2 separate regions of the Homo sapiens genome follow, and region 1 is linked to region 2. Evidence: chromatin loops called from intact Hi-C (ENCODE). Cell type or tissue: heart left ventricle. All regions are shown on one strand. Each heading gives the region's core, and the rest is flanking DNA. Links, peaks and the distances in the headings are about the cores only.

Region 1 (5,385 bases), core at 285-5,284, 590 kb after region 2:
AGTAAGGACCCTTGCTTTTAAAAGCCATAACCACAATACCATTATTACACCTTTAAAAGTTAACAGTAATTCCCAATAACATCAAATAAAGTCAGTGTTTACTTAATTTGAAACAGGATCTATATAAGGGCCTATAATTGTAATTGATTGATATGTCTCTTAATTTTCTTTTGATCTTTAGCTTCTTTTTTTCTCATCAGATAGTTTTTAATCCGTATAATTTTCAACTTTTGTGATTACTGTGCTTGGATATATGGTCCCTTTTTGTATGGACCGTAAGCTCAGTCTCAAGAGTTTATGGTAATACATGTGATACTAATAGTAGCTGCCTTTTGAGGCCTTTTTATGAACCAAGCACTCATAGTGCTTTGCATATATTATCTCAGTTAATCTGTGTAATAACCCTCAGCCCAATTTTACAGATAGAAAAACTCTCCCATTTGAGACTTCCAGAGGTGAAGTAATAAGAAACAGAGCTGAACCACGTCATTCTGACTCCAGAGTTCATGTTCTCAACCTCTAGGCTCCGCTGCCTGAGTAAACGTATTAGAAGTTAATGCCATGCTGAGTGAGTGCTATGTTATTCTCAGTACTTTCATGGGTGTTTGAAATTTTTCCTAGGTTAACAAAAAAAAAATTGAATGCTGTCATAAAATGGCCATGTGGTCAATCTAAATCAACAAACTTTCTGTGTACATGGAACTGGGTAGGAGCTGAGCAAAATCCATAGATAAATGATGTTTGATCTCTGCCTTCCAGATGCTCACAGGCCAAAGGTTGGTGGCGGGAGACAGACAGATACAAAAGCAGATTGAATAAAAAGTGGGCTGTCGGGAGTCTGTAGTAGAGCTGTAGACAGAAAGTGATGGAGGCAGAAAGGTCATTCTAATTTGGGGGTCTAGGGAAGGCATTTTGGAGAATGTGGGAGCTGCAAGGCCCTTGAATGATGAGAAGGATATTAGCAAAGTGTAGGTGGATGAGGATTGAAGATGATGAGTATTAAAGTGTGATACCACATTCTAATGAAGTTCCTTTGGGGCTTCTCTTTCTCCCAATTGACTACGTGGAAATGCACAAAGCATTCATTAAAGCTTTCTCCCCAGCTCAGCAACTTGCGACACAGACAGATAGGAACTAAACTCTGACCCTGCCTTCACTGCCTTTCCAGGCAGGATCCAGGTTGGAGTGCTGATGTTAAGGTCATGTTGTCCACCTGTATTAACTGCCATTATCTGTTTAGGTCAGGCAGCTTGCCAGGTCTATCTTGGCAGGAAAGCCTCGGTTCCCAAGATAACCTGTTTTGTGCCTCTCTGATTACAACCTGACTGCAACCCTGCATTGTTCTTGGTGAGCAGTGAGCAGCTATCACTGCACAAGGTGACCAAACTCTGTGCTTAGTGGCAGATCCATCTGAGATTCCTTTTGGGTGTGCTAAGAAGCAAGGCTCTCCTTTCTAGTACTTGGAGGGACTACTTACTTCATTTTACATCTTTATTAGAAAAACCTGCTTCTCTGGCTTTACGAGGCTAAGCAAAAAGGGCGTGCTAAGCAGCAAGGTTTTCATTTCTGTTTTGTCACCTGTCAGCAGCAGAAGCTCAGGCTGCCTGACCTTTTCCCAAGCCTAGTGTCTCCCACCTGCCTCCTCGCACATCTTGCAGTTATGTTCTCAGGAAAGTCAAGCAGGTTTAACATTAATCAAAGACAAACCTAAGTAGAGGAGTAAATCGACTACCCACTCCTCCCCTCCAAACAGTATGTAGTAATGAATTCAAAAGCAAAGTATTTTCATTATCCGTGCTAGCAACTCTTGTGACTAAGGATGAAAGTTGAGTTAATAATAAGCCTACAGGCCCTCACTTCAAAGATATAAGGATAACGTATAAATCAATGTTGCTATATTATTTCCAATGAGATTTTTTTAATGTTTACACTTACATGTTTTATTTTCTTCTTATCACATTTATAACATGTAATAGTTCTTAGTGCTGTCCATTAAATATTTCTGGTTTTCCTCCAAATTCACAATAGTAGTATATTTCCTGAACTCTAGAAGTTAGATGTGGGCATGTGATTTACTGTATAGTTAAGACAGTGTGAGTGAAGGAAGTGGATGCCACCTCCAGACAAACTTTGGGAGCCAACGCATGATTGCCTGTGCTTTGCTGTCCCTTTGCCACAGTAACTGGTGACTTTTGGGGTGACGGCTGCTCCTTCGGTCTGATTCACCTGGTAGATCCCCCAGCCAACTCTGTGATAGATATGCAGCACAAGGTGGAAATCAACCCTGGATGTTTTAAGTGACTGAAACTTTGAGGTGGAATGTTACTGCAGCATTACCTAGCCTCATTTGACTGAAATATAGGGTTTTTAAAAAGGCTTCTGAGGATTAAAATGAGCCTCTATAACTTGAGAAAGGATTTTGTCTTGATGAGTGTGATAAAACGCTCACCCTCTACAAATTGGAGGGACTAATGATAATTTTGCCCATCTTTCTAAAAAGGCTTATTTTCCAGTCCTTTGATGACTTACATTATAATCATAATATATAAATATTATGTATATAACACATAATATAGCCCCTTGTAACAAGTTCTTTCCCCAAAAAACATTAACTAAAAGTTTTACAAAGTATTATAGCAAGCTAACTTGGAGGAAATTGCCCTCGTATTTAAGATTTAATACTAAAAATTTCACATTTGTAAAACTTTGGTTCTAAGACTTCCCATGCTCATAATCTACAAGACTGGCCCTTTTTGGTTAGATTTGCTACAAGAACCTGACAATAAAGACTGAGCTGACAAATCTATTGAATAAATTTATGCTGAGCTTCACTGTGTCAAATTTATATTTTAGCACCCTCTGCTGGAGAAACTATATACACTTCTGATAAATGCAGGTGATTTATGCCAATGTGATCATTCTGACTTGTGTCTTAAATATAGGATTTGGAGAATGTTATTTAAAATCTGTACTAAAAGAAGCCTCTCCTTTAAGCAAATGGCCTTCTGACAAACTATCCATGCACCAGTGGTATTTGTCTCCTGCAGATCCCCTAGAAAGACATATACATGCACATATAGTCATTAATGTGTGTATAGTTTACACATGGAAAAAGTAGAAATGGGCTTAATGAAAATGAGAAATTTGTAGGCCAGACGCGGTGGCTCACGCCTGTAATCCCAGCACTTTGGGAGGCCAAGGCAGGCGGATCACGAGGTCAGGAGATCGAGACCATCCTGGCTAACACAGTGAAACCCTTTCTCTACTAAAAATACAAAAATTAGCCGGGCATGGTGGCAGGCACCTGTAATCCCAGCTACTTGGGAGGCTGAGGCAGGAGAATGGCGTGAACTTGGGAGGCGGAGCTTGCAGTGAGCCAAGATCTTGCCACTGCACTCCAGCCTGAGGGCGACAGAGTGAGATTCCATCTCTAAAAAAAAAAAAAAAAGAAATAAGAAATTTGTAATACTATGCCTTTCTTCAACACAGCCTCCCCACCATATATTCTTGTGAGCAAGCACACTTATAGCCTCCAGTCTCTTCTGATTCATCTGCCAAATCTCAGTCCAAATTATGTCATTCCTACTCATTCATTCAGCAAACCATGTGACAGACAAAGTGTTAAGTGGTGGGAATCCCATTTTAAGCTAAACACATTATCTCCTATCTTAGTCTGTTTTATGCTCCTATAACTGAATACCACAGTTTGGGTCATTGATAAGGAAAAGAAATGTATTTTTTATGGCTCTGGAGGCTAGGGAGTTTAAGGTCAAGGGGCTGATCATCTGATAAGCGCTTTCTTGCTGTGTCACCCACAGTGGAAGCTGGAAGGGCAAGAGACCATGAGAGAGCAGAGGAAAGGGGGTCGAACTCATTTTATCTGGAACTCACTCCTAACCCACTCCCAAGGGAATGGCATTAATCTATTTATGAGGGCAGAGCCTCTATCACCTCTTAAAGGTCCCACCTCTTAATACTGTTACGGTGGCAATTAAATTTCAATGTGACTTTTGGAGGAGACATCCAAACCATAAAATATCTCTGTCTTTAGGGAGTTTATGGTCTTATTGGAGAACAGACTTTCACCAAATGAAGAGGTTAGTAAGTATTTAATTATGAACTGTAGGCCGGGCACGGTGGCTCACACCCTATAATCCCAGCACTTTGGGAGGCTGGGAGGCAGGTGTGGATCACTTGAGGTCAGGAGTTTGAGACCAACCTGACCAACATGGTGAAACCCGTCTCTTCTAAAAATACAAAAATTAGCTGAGTGTGATGGCATGTGCCTGTAATTCCAGCTACTCCGGAGGCTGAGGGACAAGAATTGCTTGAACCTGGGAGGCGGAGGTTGCAGTGAGCTGAGATTGCATCACTGCACTCCAGCTTGGGCAACAGAGGGAGACCCTGTCACAAAAAATAATTTAAAAAAAATTATGAACTGTGATATGTGTTTTGAAAGGGTACTCTATGTGAATATCTTAATTATATGAATATGTTAACCTAATTTAGCCAGCTAAGTTAGAAAGCAATATTTGGGCTGAGATGACCTGAACTTGGTGGACGGTGCTAACCAGCTGAAGAGAGGGGTAGGCTGGTGGAGGAGGAGCATTGCACACACAGAAAGCAGCAGGTGCACCACTCTGCATCCAGAAAGGATAAGTGAAAGACAAGGAAGATTCCATAGTAAGGAGATCAGGGGGAGTGTTGCTATTTTACTTTAGAAAGTGGGAGCTGGTAAAAAAAAGGCCGATGGAAGGCAGGGTAGATGGGATAGGCAGTACATTCTCAGCTCTGCATTTCAAAACAAAATTGCTCTTGCTGTGTTTGGGAGAAGAAATAACTGGTTGGATATAATAAGACTGGGTTCCCTTTACTCTACAATTGAACCTAGTGCCCAAGCATGACATGTAAGTTTCTCTAAGTGGGCTCTGTCTGTTTCTTCAATTTCATCCTCACGTGCTCTGTGATACTGATTGTTTCCTGAGAACGTGTACCATGCTCACTTGAAATGCCTTTTCTTTTTCTCACTTCTCCTTTCTCCATCTATGGAAATGCCATTTATTTATTTATTATTATTATTATTTTTGATACAGAGTCTCACTCCGTTGCCCAGACTGGAGTGCAGTGGCATGGTCTCAGTTCACTTCAACCTCCACCTCCCAGGCTCAAGCGATTCTCCTGCCTCAGCCTCCCGAGTAGCTGGGATTACAGGCACCCACCACCAGGCCCAGCTGATTTTTGTATTTTTATTAGAGACAGGGTTTCACCATGTTGGCCAGGCTGGTCTTGAACTCCTGACCTCAAGTGATCCACTAGCCTCGGCCTCCCAAAGTGCTGGGATTACAGGTGTGAGACACTGTACCCAGCTGGAAATGCCATTTATTC
Region 2 (5,385 bases), core at 202-5,201:
ACCCCTTGAAATTCTAGTTTCCTCTAGACCCTCCAACCCCACAAATGTGGGCTATCCCTCCATAGCAAGAGCCAGCCCACCCCCGGCCCCATTGCTTGAAGACAATGCAGAGGCCTCTTCCCTTCAAGACACTTGTGCCCTCCACCCAGGATGAGCCCCAGCTTCTTTCCCGGATACTAGTATAGGTTTAAATTCCAGCATCACCCAGCTGAGGTTGCACTGGGCCTTATAAGGGAAGAAAGGGCTTAAACTCAAAGAGAGCTGATGACCCAGCTAACAGGTACCAAAAGTGTCAGGGGGTATGAATAAGACTGGATTCTTGGGGTACTTGGTCAAGGGGGCCAGAACATAAATGTGGATGGGGGAGAGTCTACTGACTGGAGAGCCCTGGCCAAAGATATAGGATTTAACCCCCGAGTAAAGACCCCAGGAGATGGTGTACATTTGGAACTAAGATGACATAGTGAGTTTGGTGCCCTCCACCCCACCCCCTGCAAACCCAAAAGAAATGTCCACATCCTAATCCCTAAAACCTGTGAAGGTGACCTTATTTGGGAAAATGGTCTTTTCAGAATTAAGGATCTTGAGATGAGATCATCCTGGATTATATGGGTGGGCCCTAAATCCAGTGACAAGTGTTTTTATAGGAGACACATAGATAGATAATGGAGAACAGGGGGAAGACCATGTGAAGGCAGAGGCAGAGACTGAAGTGATATGGCCACAAGCCAAGGAATGCTGGAAACCACCAGAAGCTGGAAAAGGCAAGGAACCGATTCTCCCCCTAAAGCCCTGGTGGGAGTGTGGCCCTGATGACACCTTGACCTCTAGGACTGTCAGAGAACAGTTTCTGTTGTTTTTACACCATCCAGTTTGTGGTCATTTGTTACGGCAGCCACAGACGCTAGTACAGATGGCTTTCGGACCATGGAAAAAGAGGATGCCCATGCTAGGTAATGTTAAAATGTCAGAAGTGCCAAGTCAGACAGTGGATTAAGGGATTGTAAGACTCAGGGAGGTGTGTATGATCAGTGAAGTGCCATCCAAGACCAGATCACTTACCAGATATTTATGCTCCACAGGAAGGCTCAGAGAAAACATCCTCCACCAAGACGTAAAGCACCCACATCACTCGGAAGCTCAGTGGTGGCTCTACTCTGCCAGCCTGGGCAGACAGTTGGAAGGGTTCAACAGAGCTGGGCTTACTGATAGCAAGTGGGATGACAAGACCCTAAAATAGGAGAACTACGTGGTGGCACATAATCCTCAGAAGCCAGGTGGAAGCCATGACCGCAATCAGGGAAAAGCTCAGAAAAGCAGCTGAGGGAGCCTGGACCACAGAGAGCTATGGAGATAGTTCATAGAGGACCACATCCCTAGCAGCAAAATACACAGGCAGACAGGGGTGCTTCTCAACCTGTGTCATAGGAAGAAATCCAGGATGGATAATGAGCAGACTAAGGATGGGTGCTCCTACAAAAGTCAGGACCACCTGCCCAGTTTCTGAATATGCGCCAGATTTCAAACCCTGAAGCCCTTGACTGGGAGGAGGGCCAGGTATCTAACAGAAAGACCCTGTAACACCCTGGCAAATGGGCACAGTCATGATTTCCTGAGTCCTTCTGCAAGGGGACCTAAGATCTCACAGAACTGTTCACCAGGGAAGGGGAAATACTCAAGTATTTGAAGTATTTTGGAGGACTGTTAGAACAGGGTCAGAAGTGACATTGATACCCTGAGACCTGCCACAGCATTGCAGCTGCCCGCACTCTGCTTCTGTGGGGCACATGGTGACCAGGTGATCCATGGAGTCCTGTCCATGGCATGGTGGCTCACAGTGGATTCAGTAAGACTACAGGCCCACCGGCAGTCATGGCCTCAGTCCACAAATGTATAACTGGGGTAAATATTCTCAGAAGTTGGCATAGCCTCCCCATTGGGTCTTTGGCCTGTGGGGTGAGGGCATTCCATGGGGAAAGCCAAGTAGAAATTTCTGAAATTGACCCTATCCACTCTGCCAAGATAGCAAACAAAAGAGATATATTGTGTGTACTTCATCTGGGGGGAGGAGGGGACAATGGGAGGATGGAGAAGAGGGCATTATGAGATGCACACAGGGAGACGGAGGGAGATGGCCAAAATTGGTGCTACCCGTAAGAATCGAAAACATGGTGGATTGGTGCTCCTTGTAACATCTACATTTATTTGTTTTGAGTCAGAGTTTCGCTCTGTCACCCAGGGTAGAGTGCAGTGGCATGATCTCGGCTCACAGCAACCTCCACCTCCCAGGTTCAAGCGATTCTCATCCCTCAGCCTCCCAAGTAGCTGAGGCTACAGGCGTGCACCACCATGCCTAGCTAATTTTTGTATTTTTGTAGTAGAGACAGTTTCACCCTGTTGGCCAGGCTGGTCTCGAACTCCTGACCTCAGGTGATCCAACTGCCTTGGCCTCCCAAAGTGCTAGGATTACAGGCATGAGCCACTGTGCCAAGCCATCCATTTCATTAACCAGTCTGGATCATGAGGAATCCTGGTTTGTCTTGGGATAGTAGATTATGCAACTCAACCAAGTAGCAGACCCAAATTGGGCCAGATACGGCACGCTGGCTGGAAGAGATGTGTGCAGGCTCAAGTACATGGTATGCAGCCGTTGATTTTGCATTTGATTTTGATTGTGTTCTTTTCTATCCCCATCAGGAAATATGATCCAAACCAGTTTACATTTTCATTCATTCTTATTATTTTGCAGTTCACAATGCACATTCACAATTTTGTCCCAGGGCTAAGTTAACTCTCATGTCTCTGTCATGATACAATAAAGAGATTTAAACTCTGGGGACCTTGTGCAGAACATCACAATGATCCACTACATAGTAGCCTTTCCTAAGGGTCACTGAGTACCCGATTTACTGACATGGGATCCAGAGTAACAGTGCCTAGGACATTCTAAAGAGAATGAGGTGAGGCAGGGGGCGCATAACCAGGGGACCTGCTGATCCCGACCATACACTTCATCACCCAAAAAGCTACTGACCTGATGGGAGTTGAGATGAACCCCTGGGTTGCCACTATGCCTACAGCTTGGGGATGACACCCCACAGGGCCAGGCACTGTCCTTCAACATGTGGAATGTACTTTGCCCTTTATATGGTTCCAAAGTATTTCAGTGATACTGAATCAGAAACACGGGGCTAGTATCTTCCTCTGTTTCCAGTTTGTAGCTTTTGATGTTGATCTGAAATGACCGCCCAGCAGGAAAGTTAAATGAAGAGCTAGTACATTACATGCAACACAAATCATTGTAATTCACAAGTTAACCTGCAGATGGTGCCATATTATTGCTGTCTCTTTGTTGATCTTTTTAAAAAATTACCTCCCTGACCCCTGTGGGTCCATATCTGGTTGTGACAAACTCATGAGGAAAGACCACAGTCACTGAGTCCCAAAACATTTGGAGTTGAATTTTTACTAACACTGTCTGATGTGCAACCTTCCTTCAAGAAAAAAAAAAGAGATGCTCAGGACAAATAGCTAATGCATGTGGGGCTTAAAACCTAGATGGCGGGTCGATAGTTGCAGCAAAACACCATGGCGCACATATACCTATGTAGCAAACCTGCACGTTCTGTACATGTACCCCGGAACTTAAAGTTAAAAAATGGAAAATAAAGCTTAAAAAAAATTGCTATCTAGCCCTTCACAGAAAAAGGCTGACTCCTGCTTTAGGAGAAAGCACAAAAAAGGAGGTAAAAATAAACAGTGCAATCAGACTTCTGTTGGACCCTGAGAGTTTAATTATGGAAGGTGAAGGGGGAAAAAAACAGAAGAGGAAAAGAGAGCTAAGTGGAAAAAGTCTTTGAAAATTTAGTAGGGCCAGGTGCGGTGGCTCACGCCTGTGATCCCAGCACTTTGGGAGGCTGAGGCGGGTAGATCACCTGAGGCCAGGAGTTCGAGACCAGCCTGGCCGACATGGTGAAACCCTGCCTCTACTAAAAATAAAAAAATTAGCCGGCTGTGGTGGTGTGTGCCTGTAGTCCCAGCTACTCAGGAGGCTGAGGCAGGAGAATCTCTTGAACCTGGGAGGTGGAGGTTGCAGTGAGCCAAGATCATCTGGCCACTGCACTCCAGCCTGGGCGACAGAGCGAGATTCCGTCTCAACAACAACAAAAATCTGAAATCCAAAATGCTCCAAAATCTGAACTTTTTGAGCACCAACACGATGCCACAAGTAGAATATTCCACATGTGAGAACCCTAATACAAACTGTTTCATCACAGATTTAAAATGTTATATAAAATTACCCTCAGGCTATGTGTATAAGGTACATATGAAAAGCTAAGACCAATTTTTGTGTTTAGAATTGGGTCCCATTCCCCATGATATCTTACTATGTATTTGCAAATATTTAAAAATTTGAAAAAATCTGAAATTCAAAACACTTTTGGTTCCAACCATTTCAGATAAGGGATACTTAACCTGTAGTACAAAAATGCACTTTATAAATTTTTTTCTTCAATTTTTAAGTTCAAGGGTACACGTGTAGGAGGTGCAGGTTACCTAGGTAGACGAATGCCATGGTGGTTTGCTACACAGATCATCCCATCACCTAGGTATTAAGCCCAGCATCCATTAACCATTCTTCCTGATGTTCCCCCTCCCCCTACACCCGATAGGTGCCCATTGTGTGTTACTTTCCCCCATGTGTCCATGTGTTCTCATCAATCAGCTCCCACTTAAAAGTGAGAACACGCAGTGTTTGATTTTCTGTTTCTGTGTTGGTTTGCTGAGGATAATGGCTTCCAACTCCATCCATGTCCCTGCAGAGGACATGATCTCATTCCTTTTTATGGCTGCATACTATTCCATAGTGTACATGCACCATATTTTTCAGTCTATTATTGATGGGTCTATCAGTCTATCATTTGGGTTGATTCCATGTCTTTGCTATTGTGAATAGTGCTGTAATGAACACACATGCATATGTATCTTTATAATAGAATGATTCATATTCCTTTGGGTATATACCCAGTAATGGGATTGCTGGGTCAAATGGTATTTCTGCCTCTAGCTCTTTGAGGAATTGCCACACCGTCTTCCACAGTGGTTGAACTAATTTACACTCCCACCAACAGTGTCAAAGCATTTCTTTTTCTCTGCAACCTCGCCAGCGTCTGTTGTTTTTTGACTTTTTAACAATAGCCACTCTGACTGAGAGGAGATGGTATCTCATTGTGGTTTTGATTTGCATTTCTTTAACAATAGTGATGTTGAGCTTCCTTTCATGTTTCTTGGCCCGATGTACGTCTTCTTTTGAGAAGTGTACTTTACAGATTGAAGACTCTCTAAACTTGAAAACTTTTCATTTAAAAATTTTTATACTTTTTT

The links. A loop is a pair of places that touch in the nucleus more often than their neighbours do. Peaks named below come from ENCODE experiments on the same cell type or tissue, not always from the same donor. Only the 100,000 strongest peaks of a DNase experiment are listed, where the experiment ranks them.
Region 1: a loop joins it to region 2, with 14 times the contacts of the local background. A loop is called at or near these places in 39 of 110 quality-filtered maps.

Annotation. Positions count from the first base shown.
Region 1 is chr6:11,066,285-11,071,669 of GRCh38, forward strand. The region is part of intron 3 of ELOVL2-AS1 (ELOVL2 antisense RNA 1); the gene reads left to right. Among named protein-coding and RNA genes, the nearest start is that of ELOVL2, 25 kb to the left of the region's middle. In heart left ventricle, for the core only: a CTCF peak has its summit at 2,867 (motif pointing left); no DNase peak of the experiment used is centred there.
Region 2 is chr6:10,475,307-10,480,691 of GRCh38, forward strand. All of the region lies in intron 1 of LINC02522 (long intergenic non-protein coding RNA 2522), which reads right to left. Among named protein-coding and RNA genes, the nearest start is that of LINC02522, 4.0 kb to the right of the region's middle. In heart left ventricle, for the core only: a CTCF peak has its summit at 3,322 (motif pointing right); no DNase peak of the experiment used is centred there.